Regions from separate parts of the Mus musculus genome. Here region 1 is linked to region 2. The links are chromatin loops, found by intact Hi-C in ENCODE. Cell type or tissue: heart. All regions are shown on one strand. Each heading gives the region's core, and the rest is flanking DNA. Links, peaks and the distances in the headings are about the cores only. Region 1 has its middle 88 kb from the start of Gm12022. Region 2 has its middle 270 kb from the start of Etaa1.

What was found. Peaks named below come from ENCODE experiments on the same cell type or tissue, not always from the same donor. Only the 100,000 strongest peaks of a DNase experiment are listed, where the experiment ranks them.
Region 1: it touches region 2 in a loop (3-fold over the local background); 2 of 42 quality-filtered maps call a loop at or near these places.

What each region holds. Positions count from the first base shown.
Region 1 is chr11:18,576,842-18,585,561 of GRCm38, forward strand. It overlaps the pseudogene Gm12024. Among named protein-coding and RNA genes, the nearest start is that of Gm12022, 88 kb to the left of the region's middle. In heart, for the core only: no CTCF peak of the experiment used is centred there; DNase peaks (open chromatin) are centred at 4,830 and 5,760.
Region 2 is chr11:17,681,422-17,690,141 of GRCm38, forward strand. No RefSeq gene overlaps it. Among named protein-coding and RNA genes, the nearest start is that of Etaa1, 270 kb to the right of the region's middle. In heart, for the core only: a CTCF peak has its summit at 4,490; a DNase peak (open chromatin) is centred at 4,430.

The DNA of each region.
Region 1 (8,720 bases), core at 2,264-7,263, 900 kb after region 2:
AAGGGAAGAAAGAAAAAAGAAGAAAAGAGAAGAAGAGAAAAGAAAAGAAAAAAACCCAACCTTTTGGGGAGGCAAGGGCATTTAAAGGAACCACAAGAATGCCAACAATATTCAAATCCCCCCCTTTTTTAAAAGAGATTTTTTTGGGGGGTGGAGACTTTAAAGTATTTCACTCTAAATGTCAATGGAAGAATGTCACTAATACACCCTGGACACCTTTGTAATGTAAATCCATGCCCCCTCCCCTTTTTTAAACATGGTGAACTTCAGCCTAGCAATTGTTACAACAAATATTATAGTCTAAAGCCCAAACACATTTGAGCAACTTTTGAAATTGAACTGAGTACAAACCAAATAAAATTTACAACATAACAAACATGTCCGCCTAGGACTGGGGACACTTGAACCTTCCGCATGGATCCTAGGGCCTTCTCCCATAAGTGCCTCTCTAAGTCATCAAGGTTGTCATCTTCAGCTTCACTCTCAGACTCCTTCCTGGGCTCTGGTGCTGCTGCAGGCTCTTCCTGTGCTGATGTGGTGATGACAACAGAAACAGCTGCAGGGGTTGCAGCAGCTGGGGTGGCCAGGGCCTCAGCCTTCTCCTTCTTGTGTCTAGGTGCTTCTTGTGTTTCTTGTCCTCCTCCTCCTCCTTTTTCTTTCCACCTCCTTCTTGACCAGAGTTCCTGGCAAGGGATGGGCTTGGTGTTGGTACTGCAGGTGACCAGTTTGTGACTGGTAACACAGGTGACCAATTTGTGGAGGGTGACTGAGACTGCACAGGAGAGGGAGGTGCTGAAGGCTTTTTAGCTGCTGGCTCAGGAGATCCAGAGACAGATCTGGAAGATGAAACCCTTCTTAACTACTGAGGGCTCAAGGAGGCAGCCATTTTTATCTTTTAGGGCTCCAGAGTTCTGGAGACTCTCCTAATAGGCCTAGTACTTGGAGATGGAGACTGCCTTCCTTGGAATGACTCTGAAGTTCCTCTTCATACAAGGAGAGGGCTTGAGGTCTGGTTGTGGTGATTGGGCATCCCAGGTGGAGTGGCCTGGGGAAGACCCTTTCCTATGCTTTGAAGATAAGGAGGCTGAGTGTCTCTTGGTGACTGGGGGAATGGGGGGGGTGTTCTTTGTTTAGGAGGTGGAGAGCGGGAGACCTGGCACTTTGGTGGTGGAGATGGTGCTGCCCTTCACTTGGGAGGGAATGGGGGTGAGGTGGTACTCCGTTTTGAATGTAGGGAAGGAGAGTATATCCTCTGGATGGGAGGAGAGTATCTTCTTGGAGATTGTGAGCAGCATCGGGGAGGAGAAGGGGTCCTTTATTGTGGTGGGTTGGCTGAGCCACCCAGGAGGTAGAGGTGGGGAGGAGCAGGGGCTGGAGAAGGGGATCATTGGCCTTCTGGCAGGAGGCAGATAAGGACTTTTCCTTCTACTACTCTTAGTCACTGGCAACTTCCATTGCTTTCCCATCTGCATCCAAGGGGAAGTCTCTCTTTGGCACTTTGGAGGTGATGGAGAGGCACTCTGAGAAGGGGAATGTCTCTGCTGCCTGCCTACCTCACCATTCTTCACATGGTGAGGATCTCTTGGGCTGTTCAAACGAAGGCTGCTGATTCTGGCATCTGTATTGTCTCCTCTGCTGCACAAGTAGCTAAATATCATTAATAGTGTCAGCTTCTTGTGGACAGGACCTTAGCATAACTATCATCTGAAAGGATTCACCCAGCAGCTAATGGAAACACACTCAGAGACCCACAGTCAAATATTAGGTGGAGCACAGGGAATCTTGTGGAAGATGGGGAGGAAGGATTGAAGGGTCCAGAAAGGTCAAGGATGCCACAAGAAAACCCACAGAATCAACTATCCTGGGCTCATAATTGCTCACTGAGACTGAGACTGAACCACCAACTAGAGAGCATATACATGGGATTGACCTAGGCCCCTGCATATATGGAACAGATGTGTAGCTTGGTCTTCATGTCAAACCCCTAAAAGCAAAAGCAGAAGCTTTCTCTGACTCTGTTGCCTGCCTTTGGATCTCTTACCCATAACTGGGCTGCCTCTTCTACCATCAATAGGAGAAGATGCACCTAGTCGTACTGCGACTTGCTACACTAAGGCAGGTTTATATCCATGGGATGCCTCTCCACCTCTGAGGAGAAAGGGAGAGGGAAAAGGACATGAGGGACAAGAATGGACTAGGAGCAGAGAAGGAAGTGGAAGTTGCAATGGGGCTGTCAATTAATTAATTAATTAATTAATTAATGAAATATCCAGGTATAGCCCATTATTTCAGAAAAGTTGTAGGAACTGAATCAGCTAGTCATATAATAACCAAGAGCCAGTGAAATGGCTCAGTGGGAAAGGGCACTGATCACTGAGCCTAACTATTTGCATTTGACTCCTAAAAGCTACATTGAGAAAGAAGAGATGAACCCAACTTCTACTAGCTATCCTGTGATCTCTACAAGTATTCCATGACATATCAACATGCAAAGAGAGAGAGGGAGAATGAATACATGAAAGAAAAAAAGAAGAAGAAGAGTTGGCTCAGTGATTAGGAGTGCTTGTTACTCTTGTAGATGACTAAGTTTGGTTTCAAGCTCCCATGTCAGAAAATTAACAACCTTCTATAAAGTACAGATCCAGGGAATCCTGCATTCTGGGCTCCATGACTACCTACACAAAATCTCTCTCTCTCTCTCTCTCTCTCTCTCTCTCTCTCTCTCTCTCTCTCTCTCTCCCCCCCCTCACACATATACACAAGAAAAATTATAAAATTAAAGTCTGAAAAACGCAGTAACAAAACAACAGGACAATCTTCCACAAATGTGCTCACCAACTTGGTCTAGATAATTTCTCATTAAGACTCTCTTCCCGGATTATTCGAGGTTGTGCCAAGTTGACATTTAAAAGTAACCTGCATAGTCAATATTCATAATTCCTTGGCTATGCGGAAATATAATAGAAAGCACTGACCTTGGAGGGGTTGGGTCTTGAATGTTACGGTGACCTCCTGAGCCTAGTTATGGCTTCCAAGGGAATTACAAAGTTAAGAGCTGACTGACTTGGCTTTTCATTGGTGATAGACAAGTTCCTTTCTTGACCGTTTTGACTAGAGTCTTGAGCCAGTCATATTCAACAAGATAAGGACAATTTCTTAGTTGGCTCAGACAACTGTGACACAGCAGAAACATAGGAAACTTCATAAGGAGTGGAAGGAAGAGACAGGAAAAGTCACTCTCCTCTTCTCACACTTTCCATACCGTTCTATGCCTATATTGCCTTCATATCACAAATCAGCAAAGGACCTTTGATCACAAAGGTCTGAGAAGTAATGGGACAGAAAGCCTCTTAAGGAGTAGGATCATTACCAGATGTGACAAGAACCCAGTTATGGCCTCAATCCTCTCGTCTCTATGAGGCCACAGAGGACCTGTGGGAGAAAGTGTTTTAATTATTTGACAAGAGCTGTCTGAAAGAGTAGTTTCTAAAACAAGTGTGAAAAACATACTTAAGGAGCAAGATGCTGTGCAATCTTTAAAAATGAATTATCTCCTAAACAGTCTGGTGGTAGATGAACATAATTGTTCCCCAGTGATTCATAGAACCAGAGTGGTTTGCAGACTCTAAGCCCCCACTGCTTGGATTCACTCCTGCCTCTAGCACTCACTTACAAAGATGTTGGGGGTAGGCAACTCTGTTCACATCATGTTCTTCACCTATAAGGAAAATATATTCCTCATAGGGTTAAAGTTTGGAAATATAAATTATTAGAAAGCATTGCACATGCTGAACACTCATTAAAAACTTTAATTCAATGTAACATTCTGCCTTGATGTAAAATCCCCAGGCCAGAAACCGAAGATGGCAATAATTTCTTCCTTAAAGTTTTATTATTCATAAATAACTGTAAGAACCAGACTCTAGAATTTCTTCAAGCGTCTTCCTACCAAACTACCCGAGGTTCTCCAGAAACACATTCTGCTTCTGAGAAACAAGGCCTGGGTATTGGGATGGAGCATGCTGTTGCTTTATACCATAGTGTGCTTGTGTTAATGACTATTTTTATTAGCCTGGCATTGGTGACAATCAAAGAATTAAAGGAGCAAAGAGCTAGTAGCTCCTAGCCCAACGGGCACCACAGATGCTGTACACAAACCAATATAAAAGGCACAAACTTTATACTCTGTTCTTTTCTCTCAGGCTTTCTCTATATGCTGAGCTATCCCCAGACAAAGGAGAGAACTGCTCTGTGGAAAATGATGGTCTCCACAGTGCTTCCGACAGAATGCATTCATTTTCCTGGAATGGAGTGCCAACTAGGCCCAGCCACCTTCTGCTCCTAGAGAATGATTGCCTCAGCCCAGTTCTTAAGAGACCAGCAGTGAGTCCATGTTCAGTGGGGCCTGGGCTGAGCTCTTGCAGCCTTCCCCCAGCCCTGGAAACCTTGGCAGGCATCAGTTCTGAGCCTGCATGTCCCCACCGATGTGGAAATTGTCATGTGTTACGATGCTTTAAGGGTATTGTTGAAGCTTTCATCGAAGTATAGCAGGCTCCCACCTCATGCTAAGTAAAGCAGCTGGTAAATGTTGCGCTGTGGCTGCAGATGGATTGGTGGTGGCAGGCCCAGAGCTCACCACCTCTACTTAAACAGGTGTTTGACTCTGTATTTTCCAGGTGGCCAGAAGGAGCCTGATTATTCAGCGAGAGTAGAAGCCATGCGGGATAGGAATAGCTCTCCAGCATTGGCAAGAGGGAGCAGCCAGCCACTTGGCTTTAATCCATCTGTTCACAAGACATGATCTTAAAGCCAGAACTTTTCCACTGGAGACTTCCTACTTTGAATTTTAATGGTCAGGTCAGCAAGGGCATTGTGGCGCCAACTCCCATGCTTTGTCAAGAGCTGCCTTGTTGCCTGGGGAAAGGGGGTTGGCTAACTAAGTTACAAGAGTCAGAGGCCATTGGAGTTTCCAGCCAGGGTATTGCTGCTTCATCAGCCCAGCTGCCAGGTGGAACATGAGAAGATAAAGTTGCCACGGCATGTTATATTTCTCCACGGCCATGGATCTACCTTTAAGAGGGAGATCCTCTGTAGTCACTGGGAAATGACAGGCAGCATCAACAGCTAGCCACAAAATCACAATGCAAAAATAAACAGATGTTCACTGGAAGGCATACAAGCATCTTTTAGCAGCAAAAAGATTCACAAATAAGTTTTCAAGGCAATCAGGGTAAGGGAGATTGGAACCACCTGTCTATTTAAGGGATTCCTGAGATGAGCTCAAACCAGTCTGAGACACTCAGAACATCTTAATTGAAAAACATTAAGAGAAAATAGCACACTGGCAAGAGGAAACATACTTAAGTGTAGAAATAAGCTAACATCAAAAAGTCCCTGGCAAGGATTCTCAAGCAAGAAGAAGCTTGAGAAAGCCAGTTCATTTTCTTCACAGCTCAGGGTCTACAAATCTCAGGGGAACCCCTGAGCATAAAGGAGTACAGGACCTCCACATTCATATACAGAATGGGTGGGTGAGCAAGGGATACACAGCTCTCAAGTCCTTTCCAATGGCTTGGAGTAAGATGAGTAAATCTGTCATGACTTATAAATGGGAGAGAAGAGTGGGGACAGGCCTTCTCATGGGGCCACCTGCCCCAAAACTGGTGCTGTGGGTGCCCCTGCCTTTCCCTGGCTCCTGTGACACAGCAGACTGGAGGGGACAGGAAGACAGCTGTCAGATTTCACATGGCACTCACTCTTGGCAAAGAGACAAGTCTAGCGGCGGCCAAACCCTTGTCATGATCCCATCAGTCCCACAATGGTGGGGCTTCTGCTGGCTAGTGGCAGGTCACAGGAGTGTGGGAGCTCCTCTGACCCCCACATCTGAGTCCCTAAATCAAACTGCTTTCCCTCCAGAAAAGCCTGGGTGAGAAATTTCTTGTGCCAAGTTTGTTTATACAATGAAGAAATGTTGCTGAGATCATAGGCAGGTGTCTTCCTGCTATTGTTTATTTATAATTCATAGCCTAAGTTGCTTAGAAATGGATTAAAGAATAATAAAACCATATATAGTCATATAAACAATTAGTCTTGTTTCTACATCAGCACTCTTGAAATTTGGGTTTAGATGAGTTCTTTGAGAGTACTGCTCTGTGTTGGTGTAAGATGTCTACCACTACTACTGAAGCTACTACCCAATGGATGAATGGTGTACAGCCACCTTCAATGTAGCAGCAAGAATAATCTCAGCCAACGCCAAATGTTCCTGGAGAGAAGAGATGTCCAAACACCCTCTGGTTAAAAAAATTGCCACATATACAAAATTGTAGAAAGAAATGGCAGATCTAAGTGAACTTAGTCTGAGTAAGTTTCCAATGTGAGAACCTAGTGTGGGAACTTTTAACCCTGGACTTGCCAAAATTATTGAGCACTTTCTAGAAACTCTGCTCTATGCCCTGGTTCAGAGCAGACTCCATTTCACCATATATCATTTTAAAGAAGGACAGACAGCATGTGGGGAACCAGGAGGAAGACTCTCCTGGTCAGTGAATCTGTTTTATTATCTGTTATCAAAGCAAAAGATCAATACAAGTAAAACCAGAGTCATGATTCTGGAGAATAAGACATTTGCAAAGCTGACAAAAGGCCAAGGGAAGGCAAAATAGTTCACTGATACAAAGTATTGATATCTAAATTCACCAAAGCTTCATGGTTCTGTTCATGTTCACCAGCATCTCCGTGTGCTTCACTGAAACCACATCTTGTCTGGTTGACCCCAAACTCAACCTAGGAAAGACTGCTGTTGCATCCGCTTATACAAGTCACAGTGTCTGCCATCATTCCATTGGCCTTACCTGCCATCCAACCTCATTGACAGCAGGTCAGTGGGTTCAAGGCTTTGGGCCATATAGTACTTTCTAGTTGCTAGCCTTTTCTGAAAATACCATTTGGGTTATTTTTGGTTGTTGTTGATTTGTTTTGTTTTAAATTTCACACAGACTTTTCATGGAGGACTGATCTTCTGGGTGGGCTTGGTACTATAGCCCGTTGAATGTTAACTGATGAAAGGTAAGAGCTGTCTAAACCTTTAGCTCCTAGAAGTATCAGTTATCTATGGATTTGAAACACATCAAGATATCTGCTGATGCTCCCATCCAAGCTCCAAACCTGTGCCCTCCTCAATCTCTCTCTCTCTCTCTCTCTCTCTCTCTCTCTCTCTCTCTCTCTCTCTCTCTCTCTCTCTCTCTCTCTCTTTCTCTCTCTCTCTCCACCTTAGCACTTAAGAAGGTGGCAGGGAGCAGACCCATGGAGTAGGCAGAGGAAAGTCTTTTCTCTGACCTGGTACCAGGGCTAAGGACAAAGCCTGGTGATTTCTTTTAGATTAGTAAATCCCCAGGGAAGGAAGGCTGCCAAGTGGAGGTGGAGGAGCACATCCGGGAGGAGCACATCTGGGAGGAGCACATCCGGGAGGTGGCAGTGGGTTACAGGGCTTGCTTTAAATGCCTAGGGGGACGAGTTTTATCCCTGCTCAGAACTGTGTCTCACAGGGAAGAACAAAAGCAGGAGACACATGGGAGAGACTGGAGCTGTGGCAAGCCACCTCCAAGTCAATCACTTGGTACCACAAGACAAATGAAGGTGTCCCTTGAGTCTTTCTACCTCACCACTTTTATGTGAAGGTTTGACAAACGATGCAAATGAAGGGTACACGGAAGTGATTAAAACCAGCCCTTGCAAAAGCAGGGTAACCATGCTGGGCTTGAGTCGCCCTCATTTCTCTGATTCTATTATGACCCCCATCACTGCCCTAACTTTCCCAGAATGTTTTATGCTTTTCACATATCAACATTATCTGCTCACCTGTCTTCCTCCTTCCTTCGATAATACATGAGTCTATTTGCTGAGACTGCTTTTAAACAATAGGATTGTGCCAATGGACTGATAATGAAAGTATTTGTTTAGTGTGCTAAAAGGCTCATCTACTTGCTGCAGTGTTGGTACTTTCCAACATGGATTACACCACAAGAGCTCCTCCCAAAATCTCTCACAAGGAACCCATGCTATTGGTGAAATCCCCTGGGGATCCTGTTAAAAAGAGATTGTCAATCCTAAAGGAAGACAAACAAATTGAGAATTCCTCCAAGCAAAGGCATCCTAGTCTAAAGGGACCATGTCAGTCTCTCAGATAAGCCAAGGAAACAGCTGGGCTTCTTTATTCTGTGCCCTCCAGCTGCTTCTGCCACACAGGCAAGGCAAGGTATGGGTGCAGCTCTGCTGATCTCTGATTGCAAGGCTTCGCCCTTGGTTTGGCTGCCTGCTTCGTCAAAGTACAATGGAAGTGGTGACCTGTAAAAGGAACCAGCCCCATCAATCGGACAAAAAATGCAGGGCTCAGGAAACTCCCCCACACTAATGGTTCATGCTAACCAGGCCAAGTCAGAGTACTGTAGTCACACGAGGCTCTGTCTACAAAGAGGCCTCGGATGAATATCAGACGGCATTGAGAATGGCAAGGGAATGAGTGATGGTGAGAAATAGCAATTCAGGACTTTGTCTCAATCTCGCCCGCATTCCTCAGAGCTATTGGGAAATGTCACCATGCCCACTGGTAAGGATGAGTCTCCAGTTCCCTCTGCCACACTCACTAGCAGGAAATAACTCACCAAAGTACCAGTGAGGTTCTCAGGGGAAGAGGGTACAGCTGCTTATGGTATGTAAGC
Region 2 (8,720 bases), core at 2,303-7,302:
CACACACACACACACACACACACACACACACACACACACACACACTTCTCAATCCTTGGACAAAGTGCTCCATCTAGTCAAATGATTCCTCCTTTGGTGGGAAAAAGTCAGAACGTTTATTAAGAAAGATTCATAGATTTAAAACTTAGTTTTTGTTTTGAGCCCCATGAGCAACATTATTCATTCTATATAAAATTTTTGAACACATGAGTAAAAAGAATGTGTTTCTACACATTTTTGCCTGTTTCATATGCAACAGCTCTATTTCCCGACGAGTGACATATTTTTCCATCTTGCTACTCACAATATGCAAAGCTCTGACATTTGACTCAGACTACAAGCTCAAGAAGGTTAGTGTACATTTAGTCCATCATAGAATACAAACTTCTGTTGTTTAGAGAACAGTTGTTTGCTGGTCATTGTTACACACCATCTAAAACCCTTTATTTAAAAAGATCTTAAAAAGGAAAAAGTCAGAAACTGGATGCCCAGATCACTTAAACTAGTCTTTTACTAGGCCTTGACATTGCCATGGGTTCTTCTGTCTCTGTACGTTTGCTGAGCCAACTTCTATCTTTCTCTATTGAGTTCTGTTCCTTCAACATGGCACTGCCAGTTCTTTTGCAGAGTCACTTAACTGTACAGAACTAACCTGGTGACCTCCTCTTTTGAGATCATTCCTTTAGCTTCTTGCTGCTTTAGGTTACCAATTATACTCTCATTCCTCTGTCCAGCCTTTGAACTAGATTTAGGTAGGTATCTACAAACGATGTTGAGGCAGATGGTTTCCATCTCAGAATCTCCAGTCTTCCAGCTCCTATCTGGGAGTTCCTCGTTCAATTTTCCATATCTGTTAACCTTTGTCCTTCTTCCTTTTCTTGTATCTGTTGACATTTGCCCTTCTTTTATCCTTTAGGAAAACAACAGTAGTATGATCCTACTGGGCCTATGACTCCTAGAGTCCTGAGCATTTGACCAGGCTTTCAGTACCAGGTCTGGATTCTTACCTGTGGAGTAGGCTCAAATCTAATCAGAAAGTGGTTGGTTACACCAGTAACCTTTGTGCCACTATTGTACTTGTGGATATATTTTGCCTAGTTCATTCGTATCAGTGTACAGGGCTGGCTTCTGGAATACTATTGGTGTCATTTCTCTTTGAAGAGAGATCTATAGAGCATTTCCCAACACTGTGATACCTAGTCAGCATGGGGGAAGTTTTACATAATTTTCAGCTTATGTCCTGCAACTAAAATATGTTGTTTTTAATGTAAGATTTTACTATCTGATTCTGATGCCAAGAACAATGGCAATAGCCTATACTGTTTTAGGAGGTCATTTGGGGTCTCCCTGACCAGTAACTGCCTATATCTGGTACTGAGATATGAGAGATTTTCATCTAATAACTCATGTCTACAAGGTGTATCATTTTCTATGCATTCAGGCTATATGTGGTTTTAATTATATTTTCAATTATCATACAAAGTAGTGTCTTTCCAAAGTTGTTTATATATTCTTAGTTTTAATTAGCCAATCCCACCCCTTCTGTTAAGTTTGAGGGAAGCAATCTATCCCTTCTCAATAATCATTGAGTATCTAAAGACTTTCAACTGGAGCCAGATTCAACCCTAGATATAGGACAGCACTTGTTCACTCGTTCAAGGAGCGTACATTCTAGTGAGTAAGTAAGTTAACAAATTAATTAACAAAAAAGTAATCAGGATATTTAGAATATAATAAGGTAGGTTAAAAATTGAAAAGAATTTTAAGAAAGCCAACAGACTACACACACAGAGAGAGAGAGAGAGAGAGAGAGAGAGAGAGAGAGAGAGGGAGGGAGGGAGGGAGAGGGAGGAAGAGGGAGGGAGGGAGGGAGGGAGAGGGAGAGGGAGGGAGGAAGATGATAGTGTAAGAACATTGCTAGGCATTTCTGCAAGGATGTCAGGTGGCAGCATTTGAGCTCTGGTCCACTTATGACAATTTCAGGGAATCTAGGAGAGAAGTGCTGTATGCAGAATGAATAAGGACCGATCACAAAGTGCTCAGTGGGCATTACATGGGAAAGATACTAAATGTAAGTAGAGTCTGCCAAGGGAATGGGGCAAAAAATGAAAGATAAACTTTGAGGTAGACATACATTTGCTCTTGCTTTTATTTTTTTGGATACATATAGTACCCAAATCTTAATCGTTAAGTTATATGAACATATATATTTTCTTCCTAAAATTCAAAAGGTTTCTGATTTCTTTTCCTCTTTACAAATACTTGCTATTAATATTCATTTAATTCCAGCCTTGCTGCTAGGTGTGCATGGGTATGGTTTTCACTGTGGATTTTTTTAAGTGGGGAAGATTTTTAAAATATACTATTTGTACAGCATTCCTACACTTTAAGTACTTGACATAGTGTATTCTCATAGATATTTATCACTATTATATATATATATATACATATGCATATATGTATGCAAGTTACACACACATACACATACACACACACACACACGTCACCTGGGTTCAATATAATGCCAGCACATCTGAGAAGTCCTTCTCTCCTATCAGGTGTGATTTGTCCTTGACACTTGTCTGATATTCTCTACATGGAACTTTTCTCCCAGACGTTTTGTCATTGTCATCAGCCAACCTCAGTTCAAATGCAGCTTCCTGTGAGGTTTTCCTACTGCCTGAGCTAAAACCTTCCACAACTATCATGATACCTTCTTTCTCTGTGGATTAGTTTTGTTTACTTTTGAACTAAAGTACAAGTGATCACAGCATGCATTTATTTGTGTTAAGAAGAAATGTGACTATTTCATAGTTTGTCTTACTCTTGATAGATTTTGGACTGTGTCCAATAAATCTAGTATGAATAAAGGTATTATAAACATTCCTGTGTATGCCTTTGTTAGACATGAGTACTCAGTTTGAGCTTATAACCAGGAGTTCTTTTGTTAGTATTATTTAACAGATGTCACACAACAATTTTTAAGTGATGATATTGACATATACTCTTCCTAAAAATACAAAAGCGTTATAATTTCTTCCCTTCTTACAAACACTTCACTACAACCATTGTTTTTAACTCCAGCCATTCTGTTAGGTATATATGGGTAGGTATGGTTTTCACTGTAGAGATTTTGTGGGAGTAGAAATGGCTTTTAATATATTTTTAATACATTCCTACATATTTTTATAAAAGATCTATCTATCTATCTATCTATCTATCTATCTATCTATCTATCATCTATCTATCTATCTATCTAGATATCTATTGCTTATGCACGTACACTGTAGCTGTCTTCAGACAAACCAGAATAGGGCATCAGATCCCATTACAGGTGGTTGTGAGCCACCATGTGGTTGCTGAGAATTGAACTCAGAACCTCTGAAAGACCAGTCAATGCTCCTAACCGCTGAGCCATCTCTCCAGCTCATATTTCTACATCTCAGAAACTTGATATATTGTCTTTTCATAGAGTTCACCATTAGGTTATTGATTACATGGTTTGATGTAAAAACTTTAGATTTCAGGCTTCCTGACTTCCATTTCTTAATTCCAACCTCACATTATTTTCCCTCTGTAATATTCTGATAGCAGTTCAAGGACTCCAATATGTTGACATGACATCATAAGTTGATTGTCTTTTAAAAATGCAATATTTCATCATTTATAGGTTGACCCTATTCCAGGACCCAAAGGAAAATGGAAAATAGGACTTAGAACTTGAAAGAGAAAATTTGAGTGAGCCTTCAGTTTAATGCAGTTTCCATTCTTGGAGCCAAAAGGCTCTGTAGGCAATACACAGAAGGAGTTGCAGAGGATGAGGGAGTGGAGACTTTTGGTTTCGTTACATACTCGCTGTACCACTGCATCAGGGTGTCTAGGATTTTTGCCCTCATGATGAAATTATGGGTGTTATCCTTCATTTCCTGTTTTGGAAAATGGTTTGACTTATGAAAAACAGGTTAATTGCATATTGTTTTTGTGAATTAGGTTGCTAATTTTTCACATCATAATTAAGCTAATTAGAATTCTATTATTTTCCAACAGTTTTAATGAGGTCTTCTACTTGGCAAGGAACCTGTGAGACCAAAAACCATTGCCATTTGTTAAAAGATGGAGAAACCCCGATGACAAGCAGAGTTTCAATTGCATTTCAGTTAATACGATTTATTCGTTAAGCTGATTATATTTTGTTGCTTCAAGTCTGACAAACTTCTAAAGTTGTCCACTTTTCTACTATGTCTCTGTTGCTCTATCTCCACTCCCGCCTCCATTCCTCCTTAGAGAATTTGTGGCGTCTGGGTTAAAATAGGTGGAAACAGTCTCTGTTTCCAGCCACCGCTCCCCAGCTTGGTTGGAATGCTCATCTGGTTGTGATAGAGCCTGCGGGTTCGGCCAGCAGTTCTTAAAATAGTTCCTTGGCTTATAAAAAAAATAGTCATTTGGGCAGCTCAGGGTTTGTTCTCTGGCTGCTTCTGGCAACTTGCTTTGGGGGGCACTGTTGCTCCAGTTTGGGAGTTACAGCTGGGCTTTAGTGAGTGATGGCTCTCTCTTGCACAATCTCAGATCTGCACCCCTTGTCAAGTAATCATTACAAATGTTTCACATAGGAGCAAGCTGGCACTAAGCAAAGGTCTGCCTTTTAAAAGAAGCATGGGCCCTAGGGGTGGGGACCACTCTGTCCTGACCATTGTAACATTTTCCCCTTTGACAGTGTAATTAAGTGCTAATTAACTAAATGAGTGTAAATGAGTGAAGGTTGAGATAAATATCTACATCTTCTTAATCTATTTTCCCCTCGAAGATTTGATAAAGGAAATTTGGATTTAATGGAAGATATCTGTCAATTATTTTTTTTAAGGTGGCAAATCTGTTTAGAAGGAACTGAAATACACCAGTTTTAATTTCTACAGGACAAGTTAACAGCATATGAATATAAGAGAGGTGCCATAAAATGGGGATGTGGTGCTGCAATAATTATGGTAAGGAGGCTTGGTGAAACTACCTTTTGCAAACATCTGCTTTCTGCTTTTTTTCATATCCTGCAGATGTTGCTGAACTGATGAAAAATACTGACAGGAGAATACATTAGCCCATGAAGTCATTTCAATGAATAAAGCAAAGACTAGCTTTTAACTTTCTAAAAAATCTACTTAGAAAAGAACTCTGCTTCCAGAATAGGGAGAGATTACACCAATAATTGAGAGGGGCCCAGGGCCTTCTAAAAGCGTCAATAGTGATCTCTTCTTGCCAAAGGGGAGAAGAGATGCTTTGTGGGGGAGCAGCCAGGGTAATAAATGAGAATCTTTGTAATTCAGGCACTTTTCCATTACCTTCCATGGTGAGTGATTAGAAATGAGACTGAGGAGCAGCCATGGAAAGCCCACTTTTGTGCTTGGCAGTAGAGCAAAAAGCTGCTGAGTTTTGCCCCAACTACCCTGCCTATCCTGCTAGGCAGCCCCTGAGGCTGAGACCAGAAACAGATTGACAGCTCTTGGGTTGGAGCAAGAATCTTGGAAAGGAGGTGCTATTTGTGGTTCCGGGCAGTCAATACCCTTCCCAGACAGGAAGTGGTAAGTCAGGCACATGTATGCTAAACTGCCTGGAAAGCAAGGACTGAGCCTGGGAAACGGCATTTAATGGGGTTCAGTTGCATATGAGATTAAAACCCTGAAATAAATGCAAAAGAACTATTTTGGCCTATACCCTATTTGGCAGGAGGATTAAGAGCCTGAAATAGTCCTCTGGCTGCCTGGGAACTCTGAATCACTCCCATTATTGATATAGCCACTTCGAGTCACAGCATCATGTGTTCAGAAGGCCCCAATTAAAATGTACAACAAGTGTTTTTCTGATAACCAACCTGGCAGATAAGAAGGATGTACTTATATAATGTTTTTGTTAAAAGAAAGACAACAAGAAAGAAAGAAAGTAAGAAAGAAAAAGAAAAAAGAAGAGAGAGAGAGAGATTCCAAAACAGAAACTGCACTTTTCTAATTCTTCTCTGAATTGACCTTTAATTGCTTACAGCTAGTAGTATCATCCTTTTTTCTTTTTCTTTTTTCCTTCTGAGGCAAAAGGACAAATCTGCACCATGTCTCGGGAAAGACTTTTTATTGTCTGTTCTATGAGGCCTGGAGGTCCCTGGAGAGGGATTCTTTCCTGACCACACAATCCTTCTGTTTTAGCCACAATGCACGGGTGATACCACCAATTACCTCTCTCCAGCTCTACCATTTACTCTAGTACTGGTGCATGGCATATTTCTTACTGGCATTAAAGGCGTTGCTTCATCTTTCCTCCTACCCAACCCTTCTTTTCTCTGCACCTGGCTAATTTCGGACTGTGATTTATCAGCTGTATTTCTCAATGCAGATTATCAGGTTCAACTCAATATGACCAGTTCTTGCTCCTTTGGGGGAATCTTGGCCCTAATGTAGAGTGGTATTTAAAGGCTATTTAGCCTCATTGGCAATATCATCATAATAACTTGTAACATTTATGCCTCTTCTAGTATGAGTGACATAGCTCCTCGGCTGTTTTAGTTCACTGATCATCTCTTCTCTGCCTTTGGCTAAGAGCAAATGTTGAATCTGCTGGTCCTCCCAGTGATAATGATATGAGTGAGCAGCAAAGTAAGATGCTGAGGTTATAGGTGAAGAAATAGATGCTCACAGAAACGAAAGCAATTTAAGATAATGCAGCCAGTGAAACTAGGATTCCACTTTCTTCAAGACTTTAAGTGTGCAGAGCAAGCAAGCCCCACTACTACAATAATAGCATTAAGAACCTAACTAACATAAGCCACAATGGAAATGTCCTTGTGAGGTCCTGTAGATGTGCCAAGAATGGGACAAAGCAGGGAAAATGGAGGTAGGTAAACACTGAGGGATGAAACTGGGAGATCATGTTTAGAATTGATTTACCCTAAAAAGAAAGTGTTTTATAAAATTAAAATAGGTATTTTGTTATGAAATGGGTTCCATAGCTCTATAAGCTTGATAAATATTTAAATATAGTTATACATTCTTAATTAAAGTGTTATCAGAGCATTCGACACACATCATCAATTCCCGAGACAGAAATTGGATATCCTGTAAGCATTTTACAAACATTAGACATAGAGCCAGCTCTCTTCTAGCCGGGGATCAAATATTGGGCCTTGCTCATGTTAGTAAGGGCTCTACTACAGAACTAATCCTGACCAAACACATTTTGTGAGGACACAATCTACAGACAAGCCTGAGAGGGTAGGTTGATAGGTGACAGAGGAGACAGCTGAGAACTCTTCAGATTTTAGGGAGAGGTCTAGAAGTCATGTGTATTGATCATGCAGTTATTGAACCCAAAAATTTAATCATGCAATCTAGTAGACTTGAAGGATCTATAAGAGGAAAACTGGTCCATCAGATTTCCATAAGCAAGATGGGACTGAGTGAGGTGATAGTATGATGGGAGGCTGGAGGAGAGCAAGCTTCCAGCTAACCAGTCATAGTTGTGTCACCCTGGTCAAGTCACTATACTACAAGAGAATGGATTAATTTTTTTTTTTAAAGATTAGAGTTTAACAATTCTGTAAATAAAAGCTGTAAGTTATAAACAGAAATAATGGATATGTAATGTGGGGAAGGCTTGGAGAACTGATTGGTTTGGCAGTGAATGAGGTCTTTGTTAAATATCACCAGGGAGAACGGTGAAAATCCCATAAGGACTAAAACTGTTATGCCTCGTGGATACCATGATGAGGGGTACTTCACATTACTTGCCACATATACAATGGTTAACTGTGCAAACAGTAAACAGCCATTTCTTGGAAAGTCCCTTGGCAAACTATATTCTGATTTTGACTATCTCAATTTGATTCTGAGACGTACCAATATTAAACTGGAAAGTAAATTAACTAGTCAATATGATGCTTCTCAATAATATGGATCTTTTGCAAAACATGGCAAACCTCTATTCAGCTGATCCCACTGACTGATAGGGCACAGACGTTTCTTGCCCCTGGGGTGTGTCTGCATTCCTATGAGAATCAGACAAAATAGGTGAGAAGCCTCATCGAGGAGAGACGGCAGAAAGTTCAGGCTTGTCTCACCCTGAAATTATAAATCTGTCCTCCAGCAAAGCTCAGCTTTTCCTTCCTGTCTGTAATGTGTTTGATGGCTCAAGAAATGTGCGTTGGTGCAAAAAAAGGTCACTACCAGAATCTTTCAAACTCTTTTTGCTGATCAAGAAGCTGTGGAACTCTGACTTTCTGGTGTACGGGGCCCAGCAACTTGCCAGCTAGGACTAGCTACCCGCTTCTCTCTGGAGATTTTCTCACTCTTTGTGATTTGTCTCCCTAGAAGGACACAACTAAACTCCATTTCTTTTCTTCTTTTTTTTTTTTTTTCAAATTTTCAAAATGTGCATGAGGATTTTGCCTGCTCCCAAGTCTGTGTGCCATGTACATGCCTGGTGGCAGTAGAGACCAGAAGAAGTTGTTAGAGACTCTGGAACTGGAGTTATAGATGGTGAGCTGTTATGTGGGTGCTGGGAATTGAATGCAGGTCCTCTGGAAGAGCAGTGGTACTCTTATTCATTGAGATGTCTCTCAGCCCTAAACCCCACTTAATATTCTGTTGTGCTTTCTATTTAACTATTGTGCATGTAGATGCTTCACAGAAATGGGTGAAGTGAATGATAATCAGTAAAAGACAGAACAAAGCCTAGCCTCTTCT